Linked DNA regions of Homo sapiens: region 2 is linked to region 1. A link is a loop called in an ENCODE intact Hi-C map of the cell type or tissue named here. Cell type or tissue: HCT116. All regions are shown on one strand.

Region 1 (8,000 bases):
TGTCAGGTCCAGCTTAGAGGGATGTGCTGGGTTCATAGACCCATTCAATGGTAATTTCACATTTCCTGGATTTCTACCGGGAATGGATAGTGTTTGTAGTTAATGTAGTAACTATTATAGTTTGTGCTGGTCATATGACCTCCCCTGTCACTACTCAACTCTGCTCTTATAGCTGGGATGCAGCCATACACACTCTGTGATGAGGGGTGTGGCTGGACCTGCCACTACAGCTATTTGACCCTGGACTCCCTAAGATCCCAGAAGCATGTGTGGTTGGAAAAGGTGCTATGTGGATTTCATGGCTATTCCCAACCACAGAATCCAACAGGGTCCCCTAGTGCTCAGAAGCAAAGCTGTGCCACTCACAGCAGTGAAATCCCCTCATTTAAAAGTGGCTCCTGCTGTGGTCCTGGGCCCCTGTGGAGATGGGCCTCCAGCTATGGGAGGGCAGTGACCACACAGCCTCAGAGCTGCCCATCACAGGGTGTGCTCCTCACCCTTTAGGTCATTAGGAAGATAGGCCCCACAGTGAGAAGACACAGGTGGGTCTCCTGGGATGGGCAGGAGCAGGGCCACAGGGAACCAAGAAGCTGCACAAGCAGTTGGCTCTGATCCCCAGGACACCACATGGCTACACCCCCCCACCCTCAGGTCACACCTGAGGCTTCAGGGAGGGTCCCTGAATGGCCCCTGGGGACCGTTAATGCTACTCAGCAACAAAGGAGGGGAGCAGTAGGCCCCGAACCATGGGACTCCCCCTCACATTCATCACATCCACACCTCCCAGAAGCCACAGGCAGGGTAGGACACACTTGTGACTCTTCAACTTACACAACTTAGAGATGACACCCTAGGGGATGGGGCAGCAATTGCCAGGACACAGCATGTGCCCTCATCTGGAGTCTGCAACCTAGGACAGGGTCCATTTCAGGTTTCTCTTTTACTTGCAGGTTGCCATTGCCTGCTGTTGCTCTACAAAGGGACGGGACTTGACACAGAGACAGAGAACTCACGGCCAGCAAGGACCAAAGTGCCTTCAGCCTTTCCTTTCTAGAAAGGGTTTGCTGACTCCTGTCTGCTTAGTGACTATTCTATATGACGCTGGCGTCACCCATGTCTTGACCCCAGCTCGGGTTCCGGGGGCTCTGGTTTCTCCTTCCCGAGGACGAGTGGGGCTGCGGGGTTGCACCAGGGATCCCCTCCCCACCTCGCCCTCTGCAGCTTTTTGGCCCCTCCACCCTCCTGCGGTTCTTTTTTCGCCTTCTTTGACCCCCCTCCTGCTCTGCAGGGCAAGCAGCAGCCGCAGGAAGCGGACCTGGCGAAAAAGAGCAGCGAATCGGAACTGAGCGTGGGGGCAGTCCGGGGAGATCGCGCCGGTCCTTCTAGAAGGCTTCCCTCCTCTGAAACCCGCTGCAGTCCACAGCCCCCCAGGTTTGGCCCCCGCCCCGCTTAGGCTCCATCCCCGAACTCACCGGCCCGCCCCGTCCCGGACCAGTCGAATAGCAGGTACGGAAGAATCGCGAGGCGCGGAAGGATCGCGGGGCTGGCGGCCGCTGCCATTGTAGACCAGGAGCGCCCGGGACACAAGGCGCAGTCGATGTGGAGACCAGCGTATGAATCACTTCGGCCCTCGCATGCCAGCTAGTGATTGAGTGTGCTCGGCCCCGTCCGGTCCCGTCCCGCCCCGGGATCCAGGGGAGCCTACGCCTGCCCACGTTTGGAGGGATGCTCCGCCCTATCCCGCCCCGTCCCGCCCTTCCCCGCCCCACCCCAGGCTGGGACCCGGGGAGCCTATGCCTGCTGTGGCTCCGCTTCGTCCCGCCCCGGGCTCGTGGCCTGACAGCGGCCCCCTCTGGCCAACCCTTACCCTCCACCCCAGGCTCCGCGCGGGCCAGGACACGATTCCTTCTTGACCGCCTCATTTAATTTTTTAACACACCATTTATTATTACCCCAATGTAAGCACTGATGCACAGGAAAGCGAAGAAACTTGCACAGGGATATCCAGTGGCGGCTGTGTCCCCCCGTCACTGCCTCCGCCAGCGACACCTGCCCTCCTTCAGCCTGCGCCAAGGAGTCCCCGCCCCTCTCCGTCCAGGGCGCAGCTGCTTCCCAGTCCGGAGCAGACCTTCTTTGCCTCTCCACTAAAAGCATGAGGAATATATAGAATATATATAGAATAAAGTATATTCTATATCCCTTTATGACTTCTGGGAAAAAAAAGAAAGAAAAGAAAGCCCTAGTGGCCTACCGTGATCAGTGATCAAATGATCAATTGTGTTTCCATGGAGAGCAGAAGCCGAGGGAGGGTCTACGCATGCGTGGGGCTCACTTTGCTGTACACCCATCTGTGGCCAGCTACACGCAAATCCATGGCTGCACGCGCATCTCTGCCCTGTCCCTGGATGGTGACTGCAGCCATCCTCAAAGCGGCAACCCGAGTGTATCCTCGTCTCAGTCACCATGGAAACATCTAGATCTGTGGGCAGAAGCCAGAGGGAGGTGATGGGCCCAGTGGCCCTTGGCCGCAAGGGAGGGCTTTAGCCTGGGATGAGGAGTGGACAGAGATCTTGAGTGCCACTCAGGCCCCAGCCACTCAGCCCATTCCCTATTGAATGAGAAAAATCGGCACAGACCTCCCACTCCGTACAGTCTTCATGTTGGGATCACCTGCACCTGGTGATCATCAATCCCGAGGGTCCTGAGGCTGTGGGAAAGAGGAGGAGGCCTGGACAAAGCCCAGGGCCTGTTTCTGCTTCAGGACAGAGTCATGGGAGGGCAGCCACCTCTGTGACTGAGCAGGGACACAGGAGCCTAGAAGATTCTGGCCTGATGCACTAGAGCCCCTGTGCAGGAGGGGCCATGTGGAGGGTAGTTTGGAGGACAACAGACACACAAGGGTGGGCAGTTCTCAGATTTGGGAGGGGCAGAGCTTGGCGGGTCCCAGGATCTGTGTGTGAGAAGAGCCTCCCATGTACAGGGCTGGGGGCAGGAGCCCAGGTTAGTCCTGGGAGGAGGCCTCTGGGAAGGCCCTGGCAGCACCACCCCGAGGCCAGGTGACCTGGGCCAGTGACTGGGGGAACAGGAGGAAGGTAGAAGGAGGCTGGCAGGAGAGCCCCAAGCAGGACAGGAGGAGGGGCTTTTGTGCACACCTGGGCCCTCCTGACTCACCCCTGCTGCAGGCATCTGGCCAACAGACTCAGGCCTGCCCAGGATGGGGATAGAAGTGGCCCAAATGTTATTGTAATGGCCGGGATCTAGAGATCATGCATTCAGATATGGAAGTCAGCTGATATTGTGGCTGAATATTCCTGTGCAAGCTTCTTCAGCTTTCTAGGAATGGATGTCTGCATGTGGAAAATGACAAATGCTATGAACACAGATGAAATGAGCAGATTCTACAAGGAACCCTGTCCTTGCACATGCTAAGGACCCAGGGCAGGTCTCCTATTTCAGTTGTGAGGCCTCCAGCTCTCCCTGAAGTCAGCAACTGCCAGGCCCACCCTGAGGAGAGCTGGATCTCTGAGCCCAGGCCATGGCCTCTTCATGGCCCTGGGGGCGCTGTGATGGGGAGGAAATGAAAACAAGACCCACCATCAAGACTCAGGCATGTTTTTCAGACCCACAGAGGATGATTTTTCTCTCCATCACCTGGTGAGCCTGACGTGATGTAAGGGTGGTTGGAAGCTGAGTGAACCAGTGAATGAATGAGACAGTTGTGGGAGTGAATGGGACTCAGAAGAATAGCACAGGTTCAGAGGGGAGCTGGAGCGGAGGTTGTAACCCCCAGCGGCCTGAAGGTGGCAGCATCGAGGTTGGTAATTTTTTTTTTTTTTTGCCTTTTTTAGTTGTTGGGTTTTATTTGTTGTTTTCCGGTTTGTTTGTTTTTGAGACAGTCTCACTCTGTCGCCCAGACTGGAGTGCAATGGGACGATCTCAGCTCACTACAATCTCTGCCACCCGGGTTCAAGCGATTCTCTTCCCTCAGCCTCCCGAGTAGCTGGGATTAGAGGCACCTGCCACCACCCCCGGCTAATTTTTGCAATTTTAATAGAGACAGGGTCTCACCGTGTTGGCCAGGCTGATCTCGAACTCCCGGCCTCAGGTGATCTGCCTGCCTCGGCCTCCCAAAGTGTTGGGATTACAGGCGTGAGCCACTTCGCCTGGCCCCAACTTGGAAATTTGAATCTCCACCTGGGTGTCCACAAAGATTTTCCAAGGAAGAGTAACTTTGGTTTTCAACCAGTCTGGGGGGTGCTTCATCAGGATAGAATCTTCTAGAAAACATAGTGTGATGACGGACAGCAAACTGCTGTCTTCAGTTGGTTTGACTGAGCCTAGAGTGCACCAGGGCCAGGAAAATCTTGTCTTTTTCTTGCCTTTTTTTTTTTTTGAGACGTTGTCTCATACTATCGCCCGGGCTGGTGTGCAGTGGTGTGATCTAGGCTCGCTGCAACCTCCGCCTCCCGGGTTCAAGCGATTTTCCTGCCTCAGCCTCCTGAGTGGCTAGGATTACAGGCATCCCCACCATGCCCGGCTAGTTTTTTGTATTTTTAGTCGAGATGGGGTTTCACTATGTTGGCTAGGCTGGTCTCGAACTCCTGATCTCATGATCCGCCCGCCTTGGCCTCCCAAAGTGCTGGTATTACAGGCGTGAGCCACCGCGCATGGCTGAAATACTTGCCTTTTAAGCAAAGAAAGAACGAGTCTGAAAGTGGGAATGGAAATGGGAAAAGATAACCGGGCCAGGAGGAAAGAGGAGAAAAGAAGGGTTGGGGTCTGAGAGGTAGCAAGGATTCAAGCATTTCCTGCCCCATGGCCTGGAGTTGCAAGTGGGCGGGGCAGGGCTACTGGAGCTGTGACAGCCTTGAGGGCCAGGGTGACTCACGCAGCGGCTCTCTGCTTCCTCTGGGTGTGTCACACCCTGGGCTCCTGGTCCCCAGTGGCACAGGTGCTGGCGCGAAGTTGGGTGTTTGCCTCCAGCCTCTGCTCCTGCTGCCAGGCTGGTCCAGGGCAGGTTGGGGCGGGGCAGTGAGTTCTAGGGCTGGACCCTAAGCAGGGGTGTGGGCAAATATGGGGGTCTTGGACTGCAGGGGGTCAGGAGAGGGGAGGCTTCTGGAAGTTCCTGAAGGTTGCCCTGGGATTTAATGCGACATTGCTAGCTAGAGCCAGCTTGGCATGGGGAGAGCGATGCGAGACTGATGAAAAGCGTGCAGCCTGATTTAAAGCCAAACCCTGAGTCCTTTCTAAGAACAATAAAGCATATTGTAGTCGCTAAAAGAAACAAATACAAAAAAAATTAAAAAGTAGCCTTTCTTCGCAGATACAGCACGTTTTATTTTTAATCTTTACATTTAACATTGTCTTTTGAAAATAGTGTATATTATTTGATATTTTAAAATCCAACCTGGGAGTTTCAGTGATTTATGTGATAAGTTTAGTAGTTCACTTTTATTGTAATTACTACTGTTTAGGATTTAGCTCTGCCATCTTTTTTATTTATTATTTATTTATTTTTATTTATTTATTTTTTCTCTGTCGCCCAGGCTGTAGTGCAGTGGCACGGTCTCGGCTTGATGCAAGCTCCTCCTCCTGGGTTCATACCGTTCTCCTGCTTCAGCCTCCCGAGTAACTGGGACTATAGGCGCCCGCCACCACGCCCAGCTAGTTTTTTTTTTTTTTTTTTTTTTTTTTTTTGTATTTTTAGTAGAGACGAGGTTTCACCTTGTTAGCCAGGATGGTCTCAATCTCCTGACCTTGTGATCCACCCACCTCTGCCTCCCATAGTGCTGGGATTACAGGCATGAGCCACCGTGCCCAGCCTATCTATTTATTTTTTTTAAGATATGGGGTCTTCCTCTGTTGCCCAGGTTGGAGTGCAGCCGCGTGGTCATAGCTCACTGCAGCCTCTAACTCCTGGGCTCAGGCCATCTTACTGCCTCAGCCTCCGAGTAGCCAGGACTACAAGCATGCGCCACCCACTGGGCTAATTTTCTATATTTGTCTGTAGAGATGGGGTCTGCCTATATTGCCCAGGCTGGTCTTGAACTCCTGAGCTCAAGCGATCCTCCTGCCTTGGCCTCCCAAAGTGCAGGGATTACAGGCGTGAGCCACTGTGCCTGGTGCACATGTATTTATTGTGTTTTTTATTGCTGGCATTTCCCCTCCGTAACTGTGTTCTATTTAGTATACTGAGGGTTTTTTTTCTGTTGGTTTAAAAGTTATACATTCTAGTTTTCTTCTCAGGGTGGCTGCCCTTAACCTATGACTCATACCAATATGTGTCACATTTATTGGTATTATTGGTTTTGTTTTATTCCTAATTTTAGAAGTCTCAGCATGTTTTCCTATCCCTTTCGTGTGCCACCTCCAGCCCCATTTTCCTGATATCTTTCCTAGCTGTAATTCTCGGTTATTCTTAGCTACACTTCTTTGTTTCTGTGATCCTAACTTCACATTTCCCCTTGTTGTGAAATAACAGTAATCTGGAATAGATTCCTTAGTCACTTGTCCTCCTCGGTTCTCTTGTCGTATCTCCTGTGTTTCTCTCGCTATTGAGGTAACTTCCTCTAAACTATTTCCAACTTGGATCTTTAGGAGGCAAATATCCTTCAAGTTTTCTACGTTTTGAATATTTCTAATACACTGTGGTGGGCAGGATTCGGCAGCTGTCCCTTCAAGTTTCCTGTACCTTTCTAGAACAATATGTTCTAGAAAACACTGATGATAGGACAACTAACGGCTGTCTTAGCCTGTTTGTTTGAGCCTGGTGCATACCAGCGGCAGGAAAATCCAGTATTTTAAGCAAAGAAGGAATGCATATGAAAGTGGGAATGGAAATGGGAAAGGAAAGGGGACAAGGAAGAAGGGGATGGAGATAATAAGGGGTGAGGGCCTAGAGAAACCAGCTGCTCCTCGTCTAGGCACCGCTAGTCTAGGTACTGTGAGTCTAGGTACCACTAGTCTGGGCACTGAGAGTCTAGGTACCTCTAGTCTAGGCTCTGCACAGTCATAATTAAAGCTACTCATCAGTTGACCTTAAAATAGAGAGATTTTACTGGATTCTCTGAGTGGGCCCAGTGCCATTACATGAGCTCTAAAAAGCAGAGAATTTTCTCAGGCTGGAGCCAAGAAATATGCGTCTAATGTCAGAGAGATTCTAAGCATGAGAAGGATTCCATGCACTGTTGCTGGCTCTGAGATGTGGGGGCCATGAGCAAGACTGGAGAGGGGCCTCTGGGAGTTAGGGAAGGGCTGCAGCTGACAGCCTGCAGGGAAGCTGAGACCTCAGTCCCACAGGTCCAAGGACTGGATTCTGCCAGCAACCTGAGTGCACTTGGAAGCAGATACTTCCTAGAACCTCCCAATCAGAGCCCAGCGGGTGGACACCTTGACCTTGACCTTGAGGAACTGGGAGCAGAGAAACAAATCAAGCCATCTCAGACTTGCAACCTAGAGGACTGTGAAATAATAAAGATGTACAGATTTAAGCAGATAAGTATGTGGCAATTTGTTATAGCTGCAACAGAAAAGATATCTTCCTGTTTAAATGAGAATTTGACTGGATATAAAATTCTAGGCTGAAGTTCTTTTCCTTCATATTTTAGAAAGAATACTCCATTGTTATCTTGCAACCAGGGTTGCTGTTGTGTAGTCTGAGAGCCAAATGTTTCCTTCTTTCTTCCATTGTTTCTCTGGGGTAATATGGGGGAGGGAGCCAGAAGCCTGAGATTCTTTCCTGTCTTCATCCAGTGGATTTGTACCGTTCCAGGCTGTTAGTCACAGTCTCAAAGAGGTGGAGAATGGTTTCTAGTTTAACCTACCTTTTCATAGAAGCACTTGTAGATTGGACAAGTTTATTGGTTTTCTCTTATTCGACTACTGCTAGTCTTCTCTCCTTCTATCTTTTATAAATATTAAATTTATTGAGATGTAATTTACAGACAATACTCCTTTGTGAACATAGGAGCTTAAAGTCTCTTATCTTTGGGAGTATATTG
Region 2 (8,000 bases), 64 kb before region 1:
TAGGCCCCACAGTGAGAAGACACAGGTGGGTCTCCTGGGATGGGCAGGAGCAGGGCCACAGGGAACCAAGAAGCTGCACAGGCAGTTGGCCCCGATCCCCAGGACACCATGTGGCTGTACCGCCTCACCCTCAGCTCACACCTGAGGCTTCAGGGAGGGTCCCTGATTGCCTTGAGGTACCGATGATGCCACCCAGCAGCAAAGGATGGGGGCAGTAGGCCTGGACCCATGGAACCTCCATTCACATCCATCACATCCACACCACCCAGAAGCCACAGGCAGGGTAGGACACACTTGTGACTCTTCAACTTACACAACTTGGAGATGACACCCTAGGGGATGGGGCAGCAATTGCCAGGACACAGCATGTGCCCTCATCTGGGGTCAGCAACCTAGGACAGGGTCCACATCTGCTCTCCCTTTTACTTGCAGGTTACCATTGCCTGCTGTTGCTCTACAAAGGGACAGGACTTGACACACAGACAGAGAACTCACGGCCAGCAAGGACCAAAGTGACTTCAGCCTTTTCTTTCTAGAAAGGGTTTGCTGACTCCTGTCTGCGTAGTGACTATTCTATATGACCCTGGCTCCCCAGTAGGAAGAACAGGCGGGTCTGGGACCCAAGGGCAGAAGTGGGCACCTCTACTCACGGGCGCTCCCAGGGTCATCCTGAGGGAAATGGGATTTCCCGTCCCCCCTGCATTAAGTTCTGTAGAAAGCCTGGGGTGTGTTTGCTGGGGTGTGCCCTCAGGCAAAAGGGGACAAGGTGCTAGTTGGTGTGGGGAGGTGCTAAGGGCCCCTTCATGGATGGGGAGGTGAGGGAGGCCTGTGGGGTGACAGGGCTGGGCTGAGATGGGGAGTGAAAGAATGAGACCTGAGTAGCAGAAGTGAATGGTGAGGAAGTGGTGAATGGTGGGAAGTGTCTGGTGAGCCCCTGGGTGCAGGTGAGTGTCTGCAGCAAATTGCAGGGGAAGTTCCAGGGCGGAGCCCTACAGGTGCTGGAGGGTGGAGAGCGGGTGAGAGCAGAGCATTTCTGTGGTTGGTGGGGGAGTTTGTGATCGCATCCCTGTGGAACCCCGCTTCACCCCTGTCCTGACCCCAGCTAGGGTTTCGGGGGCTCTGGTTTCTTCTTCCCGAGGGCGAGTAGGGCTGCGGAGCTGCATCAGGGATCCCCGCTCCACCCTGCCCTCTGCAGCCCGTTGGCCCCTCCACCCTCCTGTGGTGCCTTTTCCGCGCTCTTTAAAAACCCTCCTGGTCTGCAGTGCAAGCTGCAGCCGCAGGAAGCGGACCCAGCGTAAAGGAGCCGCAGCGGGGAACTCCGGGGGCGGGGGGGCCGATGCTCGGGGAGATCGCGCCGGTCCTTCTAGAAGCTTTCCTTCCTCTGAAACACGCTGCAGTCCACAGCCCGCCAAGTTTGGCCCCAGCCCCCGATTAGGCTCCAGCCCCCGATTAGGCTCCATCCCCGAACTCACCGGCCCGCCCTGACCCGGACCAGCCGGACAGCAGTAGCAGAAGCGGGAAGCACAGAAGAAACGCGGGGCAAGCGGCCGCTGCCATTGGGGACCTGGGGCACAGGGGACGGGAGTCGGGGTCGAGGCGGATATGGGCGGAGGAATCGCCTGGTGCCTCACATTCAGGCTAGTGAATTGGACCGCTCCGCCCCGTCCAGCCCCGTTCCGCCCCGCCGCAGGCTGGGATCCAAGGGGCGTGATCCGACGGCTGCCTTGTTTGGGCATGCTCCACCCCGCCCTGCTCCGGGGCTCGTCACGTGACAGCGGCCCCGGCGGGCGAACCCTCCCCCTCCACCTCGGCCCCGCGGCTTGGTGGCGGCGTCACCGGGCTCCGCGCGGGGCAGGACACGGTGCCTTCCATGACTGCCTCGTTTAATTTTTCAACACAGCATTTATCATTACCCCAATGTAAACACTGATGCACAGGAAGGTGAAGAAACTTAACAGGAATATACAGTGGCGGCGGTGACCCCGTCACCGCCTGCGCCAGCGACACACCCCCTCCCTCCGCCTGCGTCGCGGAGTCCCCGACCCTCTCTGTCCAGCGCGCAGCCGCCTCCCCAGTCCAAAGCGGACCTTCTTTGCCTCTCCACTAAAAGCATGAGGAGGTCTTTGAGTATATTCTATATCCCTTTATGACTTTTGGAAAAAAAAGAAAAGAAAGCCCTAGAGGCCTACTGTGATCAACCATCATGTGATCAATTGTGTTTCCATGGAGAGCAGAACCCGATAGTAGGGGTCTACGCATGGGTGGGGCTCACTTTGCTGCACTCCCATCTATGTCCAACCACACCCAAATCCATGGCTGTATCCGCACCTCGGCTCAGTCCCTGGATGGTCCCTGTAACCATCCTCAAAGGGGACACTCGAGTGCGTCCTCCTCTGAGTCACCATGGAACCATCTAGATCTATGGACAGAAGCCAGAGGGAGGTGGGGAGCCCAGTGGCCTCTGGTGGCAAGGGAGGGCTTAGCCTGGGGTGAGGAGTGGGCAGAGCTGAGCCCACTCTACCCCCGGCCACTCAGCCCGTTCTCCATTGAATGAGTCTTCATGTGGGGAGAACTTCACCTGGTGACCAGCAATCCCTAGGGTCCTGAGGCTGTGGGAAAGAGGAGGAGGCCTGGACCAAGCCCAGGGCCTGTCTCTGCTTCAGGACAGGGTCATGGGAGGGCAGCCACCTCTGTGACTGAGCAGGGACACAGGAGCCTAGAAGGTTCTCGCCTGATGCACTAAAGCCACTGTCCAGGAAGGGCCACATGGAGAGCGGTCTGCAGGCCAACAGACACACGGGGGTGAGCAGTTCTCAGACTTCGGAGGGGCATAGCTTGGTGGGTCTGGGGATCTGTGTTGTGAGAAGAGCCTCCCATGCATAGGGCTGGGGACAAGGAACCCGGGTTAGTCCTGGAAGTAGGCCACTGGGAAGACCCTGGCAGCACCACTCGTGAGGCTGGGTGACCTGGGCCAGTGACTGGGGGAACAGGAGGAAGGCAGAAGGAGGCCAGCAGGAGAGCCTCCAGCAGGATAGCCAGGTGAGAGGAGAAGGGGCCTCTGTGCACACCTGGGCCCTCCTGCCTCACCCCTGCTGCCGGCATTTGGCCACCACACTCAGGCCAGCCCAGGATGGGCATAGAAGTGGCCCAAAAGTGACTGTAATGGCTGTGATTTAGAGATCATGCATTCAGACATGGAAGTCAGCTGATATTGCAGCTGAATATTCCTGTGCAAGGTTCTTCAGCTTTCTGGGCATGGATGTCCGCATGTGGAAAATGACAAATGCTATGAACACAGATGAAATGAGCAGATTCTACAAGGAACCCTGTCCTTGCACATGCTAAGGACCCAGGGCAGGTCTCCTATTTCAGTTGTGAGCCCTGCCGCCCTCCCTGAAGTCAGCAACTGCCAGGCCCACCCTGAGGAGAGCTGGAGCTCTGAACCCAGGCCGCGGCCTCTTCATGGCCCTGAGTGTGCTGTGAGGGGGTGGAAATGAAAGCGAGACCCGCAATCAGGACTCAGGCATGTTTTTCAGACCCACAGAGGATGATTTTTTTCTCCATCACCTGGTGAGCCTGACATGATGTAAGTGTGGTTGGAGGCTGAGTGAACCAGTGAATGAATGAGACAGTTGTGGGAGTGAGTGGGGCTGGGAGGAATAGCACAGGTGCAGAGGGGAGCTGGAGCGGAGGATGTAACCTCCAGGGGCCTGAAGGTGGCAGCATTGAGGTTGGTAAAATTTTTTTGCCCATTTTTCGTGTTTTAGTTTTTTTTTTTTAATTATACTTTAAGTTCTAGGGTACATGTGCACAACATGCAGGTTTATTACATATGTATACATGTGCCATGTTGGTGTGCTGCACCCATTAACTGGTCATTTACATTAGGTATATCTCCTAATGCTATCCCTTCCCCCTCCCCCTACCCCGCAACAGGCCCTGGTGTGTGATGTTCCCCTTCCTGTGTCCAAGTGTTGTCATTGTTCAATTCCCATCTATGAGTGAGAACATGCGGTGTTTGGTTTTTTGTCCTTGGGATAGTTTGCTGAGAATGATGGTTTCCAGCTTCATCCATGTCCCTACTTTTTTTTTTTTGAGGCGAAGTCTTGCTCTATTGCTCAAGCTGGAGTTCAGTGGGATGATCTCAGCTCAGTGCAACCTCCGGCTCCTGGATTCAAGTGATTCTCCTGCCTCAGCCTCCCAAGTAGCTGGGATTATAGGTGCCTGCCACTGTGCCTGGCTAATTTTTGCAATTTTAGTAGAGACAGGGTCTCACCATGTTGGCCAGGCTGGTCTCGATCTCCTGGCCTCAGGTGATCCACCTGCCTTGGCCTCTCAAAGTGCTGGGATTACAGGTGTGAGCCACTGCTCCCGGCCACAACTTGGAAATTTGTATGCCCACCTGGGTGTCCACAAAGATTTTCCAAGGAAGAGTAACTTTGGTTTTCAACCAGTCTGGGGTGCTTCATCAGGATAGAAACTTCTAGAAAACATAGTGTGATGATGGACAGCAAACTGCTGTCTTCATATGGTTTGACTGAGCCTAGGGCGCACCATGGCCAGGAAAATCTTGCCTTTGTTATTGTTGTTGTCATTATTATTATTATTATTATTTTATTATTTTTGACGGAATCTTGTACTGTTGCCCGGGCTGGTATGCAGTGGCACAATCTTCGTTCACTGCAACCTCCACCTCCTTGGTTCAAGTGATTCTCCTGCCTCAGCCTTCTCAGTAGCTAGGATTACAAACACCTACCACCACACCTGGCTAATTATTTTTATTTTTATTTTTAGTAGAGACGGGGTTTCACTATGTTGGCCAGGCTGGTCTCGAACTCCTGACCTCATGATCCGCCAGCCTTGGCCTCGGAAAGTGTTGGGATTAAAGCTGTGAGCCACTACGCCCTAGCCGAAAATCTTGTATTTAAGCAAAAAAGGAATGAGTCTGAAAGCAGGAATGGCATTGGGAAAAGATAAGGGGGCCAGGAGGAAAGTGAAGGAGAAAAGAAGGGTTAGGGTCTGAGAGGGAGCCAGGATCCAAGTATTTCCAGCCCCAGGGCCTGGAGTTGCAAGTGGGCGGGGCGGGGCCACTGGAGCTGTGACAGCATCGAGAGCCTCGGTGACTCACGTGGGGGCCCTCTGTTTCCTCCGGGTGTGTCACGCCCTGGGCTCCAGGTCCCCAGTGGCACAGGTGCTGGCACAGAGTTGGGTGTCTGCATCCAGCTTCTGTTCCTGGTGCCAGGATGGTCCAGGGTGGGTCGGGTCGGTGAGTTCCAGGCTGGACCCTAAACAGGGGTCATGGGGGTTCTTGGACTGCAGGGAGGCCAGGAGGAGGGGAGGCTTCTGTAAGCTCCTGAATGTCTCCCTGGAATGTAATGCAGCATTGCAGGCTGGAGCCAGCCTGGCATGGGGAGAGAGATGTGAGACTGATGAAGAGCGTGCAGCCTGATTTAAAGCCAAACCCTGAGTCCTTTCCAAGAACTATAAAGCATATTGTAGTCGCTAAAAGAAACAAATACAAAAAAACAAAGTAGCCTTTCTTGGCAGATACAGCACCTTTTATTTTTAATCTTTACATTTAACATTGCCTTTTTAAAATACTGTATATTATTCGATATTTTAAAATCCAACCTGGGAGTTTCGCTGATTTATGTGATGAGTTTAGTAATTCACGTTTATTGTTAATTATTACTGTTTAGGATTTAGCTATGCCATTTTTTTATTTTTTATTTTTTTTTTGATACTAGCTCTCTCTGTTGTCCAGGCTGGAGTGCAATGGCGTGGTCATAGCTCACTGCAGCCTCTAACTCCTGGGCTCAGGCCATCTTACTGCCTCAGCCTCCGAGTAGCCAGGACTACAAGCATGCGCCACCCACTGGGCTAATTTTCTGTATTTGTTTGTAGAGATGGGGTCTGCCTATATTGCAAAGGGTGGTCTTGAACTCCTGAGCTCAAGCGATCCTCCCACCTCGGCCTCCCAAAGTGCAGGGATTACAGGCGTGAGCCACTGTGCCTGGTGCACATGTATTTATTGTGTTTTTTAATGCTGGCATTTCCCCTCCGTAGCTGTGTTCCATTTAGTATACTGAGGGTTCTTTTCTGTTGGTTTAAAAGTTATACATTCTAGTTTTCTTCTCAGGGTGGCTGCCCTTAACCTATGACTCATACCAATATGTATTCACATTTATTGGTATTATTGGTTTTGTTTTATTCCTAATTTTAGAAGTCTCAGCATGTTTTCCTATCCCTTTCACGTGCCACCTCCAGCCCCATTTTCCTGATAATTTTCCTAGCTGTAATTCTCGGTTATTCTTAGCTACACTTCCTTGTTTCTGTGATCCTAACTTCACATTTCCCCTTGTTGTGAGATAACAGTAATCTGGAATGGATTCCTTGGTCACTTGTCCTCCTTGGTTCTCTTGTCGCATCTCCTGTGTTTCTCTTGCTGTTGAGGTACCTTCCTCTGAACTATTTCCAACTTGGATCTTTAGGAGGCAAATATCCTTCAGGTTTTCTATAATTTCGAATATTTCTAATACACTGCAGTGGGTAGGATTTGGAAGCTGCCCCTTCAAGTTTCCTGTACCTTTTCTAGAACGATATGTTATAGAAAACACTGATGATAGGACAACTAACCACTGTCTTAGCCTGTTTCATTGAGCATGGAGCATACCAGCCGCAGGAAAATCCAGTATTTTAAGCAAGGAAGGAAGGAGTATGAAAGTGGGAATGCAAACGGGAAAGAAAAGGGGGGCCAGGAAGAAGGGGATGGAGAGAGTAAGGGGTGAGGGGCCTAGAGAAACCAGCTGCTCCTAGTCTAGGCACCGCTAGTCTAGGTACTGAGAGTCTAGGTACCGCTAGTCTAGGCTCTGCACAGTCATAATTAAAGCTACTCATCAGTTAACCTTAAAATAGAGAGATTTTCCTGGATTCTCTGAGTGGGCCCAGTGCCATCACATGAGCTCTAAAAAGCAGAGAATTTTCTCAGGCTGGAGCCAAGAAAGATGCGTCCAATGTCAGACAGATTCTAAGCATGAGAAGGATTTCATGCACTGTTGCTGGCTCTGAGATGTGGGGGCCATGAGCAAGACTGGAGAGGGGCCTCTGGGAGTTAGGGAAGGGCTGCAGCTGACAGCCAGCAGGGAAGCTGGGACCTTAGTCCCACAGGTCCAAGGACTGGATTCTGCCATCAACCTGAGTGCACTTGGAAGCAGATGCTTCCCAGAACCTCCCAACCAGAGCCCAGCAGGTGGACACCTTGACCTTGACCTTGAGGAACTGGGAGCAGAGAAACCAATCAAGCCATCTCAGACTTGCAACCTAGAGGACTGTGAAATAATAAAGATGTACTGATTTAAGCAGGTAAGTATGTGGCAATTTGTTATGGCTGCAACAGAAAAGATACCTTCCTATTTAAATGAGAATTTGACTGGATAAAAAATTCTAAGCTCAAGTTCTTTTCCTTCATATTTTAGAAAGAATACTCCGTTGTTATCTTGCAACCAGGGTTGCTGTTGTGTAGTCTGTTGGCCAAGTGTTTCCTTCTTCCTTCCATTGTTTCTCTGGGGTAATATGGGTGAGGGAGCCAGAAGCCTGAGCTTCTTTCCTGTCTTCATCCAGTGGATTTGTACTGTTCCAGGCTGTTAGTCACAGTCTCAAGGAGGTGGAGAATGGTTTCTAGTTTAACCTACCTTTTCATAGATGCACTTGTAGATCAGACAAGCTTATTGTTTTTCTCTTATTCAGCTACTGTTAGTCTTCTCTCCTACCACCTTTCATAAATATTAAACTTACTGAGACATAATTTACAGACAATACTCCTTTGTGAACATAGGAGCTTAAAGTCTCTTATCTTTAGGAGTATATTGAAACTTGTAGGCATTTGGCCGTATTATAAGGCATGTTCCCAGGCTATAAATGTTAAATAGTTGAATGATATTACTTCAGTCATGCATCATCTTACCAACCTGTCAGTTCTGTAGAAAATCACATTTCTAGCA

The links. Peaks named below come from ENCODE experiments on the same cell type or tissue, not always from the same donor. Only the 100,000 strongest peaks of a DNase experiment are listed, where the experiment ranks them.
Region 2: a loop joins it to region 1, with 2.5 times the contacts of the local background. A loop is called at or near these places in 13 of 110 quality-filtered maps.

The regions. Positions count from the first base shown.
Region 1 is chr6:150,067,507-150,075,506 of GRCh38, forward strand. It overlaps ULBP3 (UL16 binding protein 3), which reads right to left and starts at 1,615. Exons shown (of 5, transcript NM_024518.3): 1 at 1,473-1,615. The coding sequence starts at 1,560. LOC124901428 (a long non-coding RNA gene) reads right to left here and starts at 2,767. Exons shown (of 2, transcript XR_007059809.1): 1 at 2,252-2,767; 2 at 1,922-2,144. RefSeq lists enhancers at 1,290-1,339, 1,360-1,439, 2,637-3,504. In HCT116, CTCF peaks have their summits at 1,884 (motif pointing left) and 3,766 (motif pointing right); DNase peaks (open chromatin) are centred at 1,705, 3,755 and 4,885; H3K4me3 peaks cover 2,719 bases; H3K27ac peaks cover 2,428 bases.
Region 2 is chr6:150,003,601-150,011,600 of GRCh38, forward strand. It overlaps the pseudogene RAET1K. Among named protein-coding and RNA genes, the nearest start is that of RAET1L, 18 kb to the right of the region's middle. RefSeq lists silencers at 976-1,065, 1,656-1,915 and an enhancer at 2,736-3,451. In HCT116, CTCF peaks have their summits at 3,711 (motif pointing right) and 3,912; DNase peaks (open chromatin) are centred at 1,701, 1,968, 3,683 and 5,121; H3K4me3 peaks cover 1,975 bases; H3K27ac peaks cover 936 bases.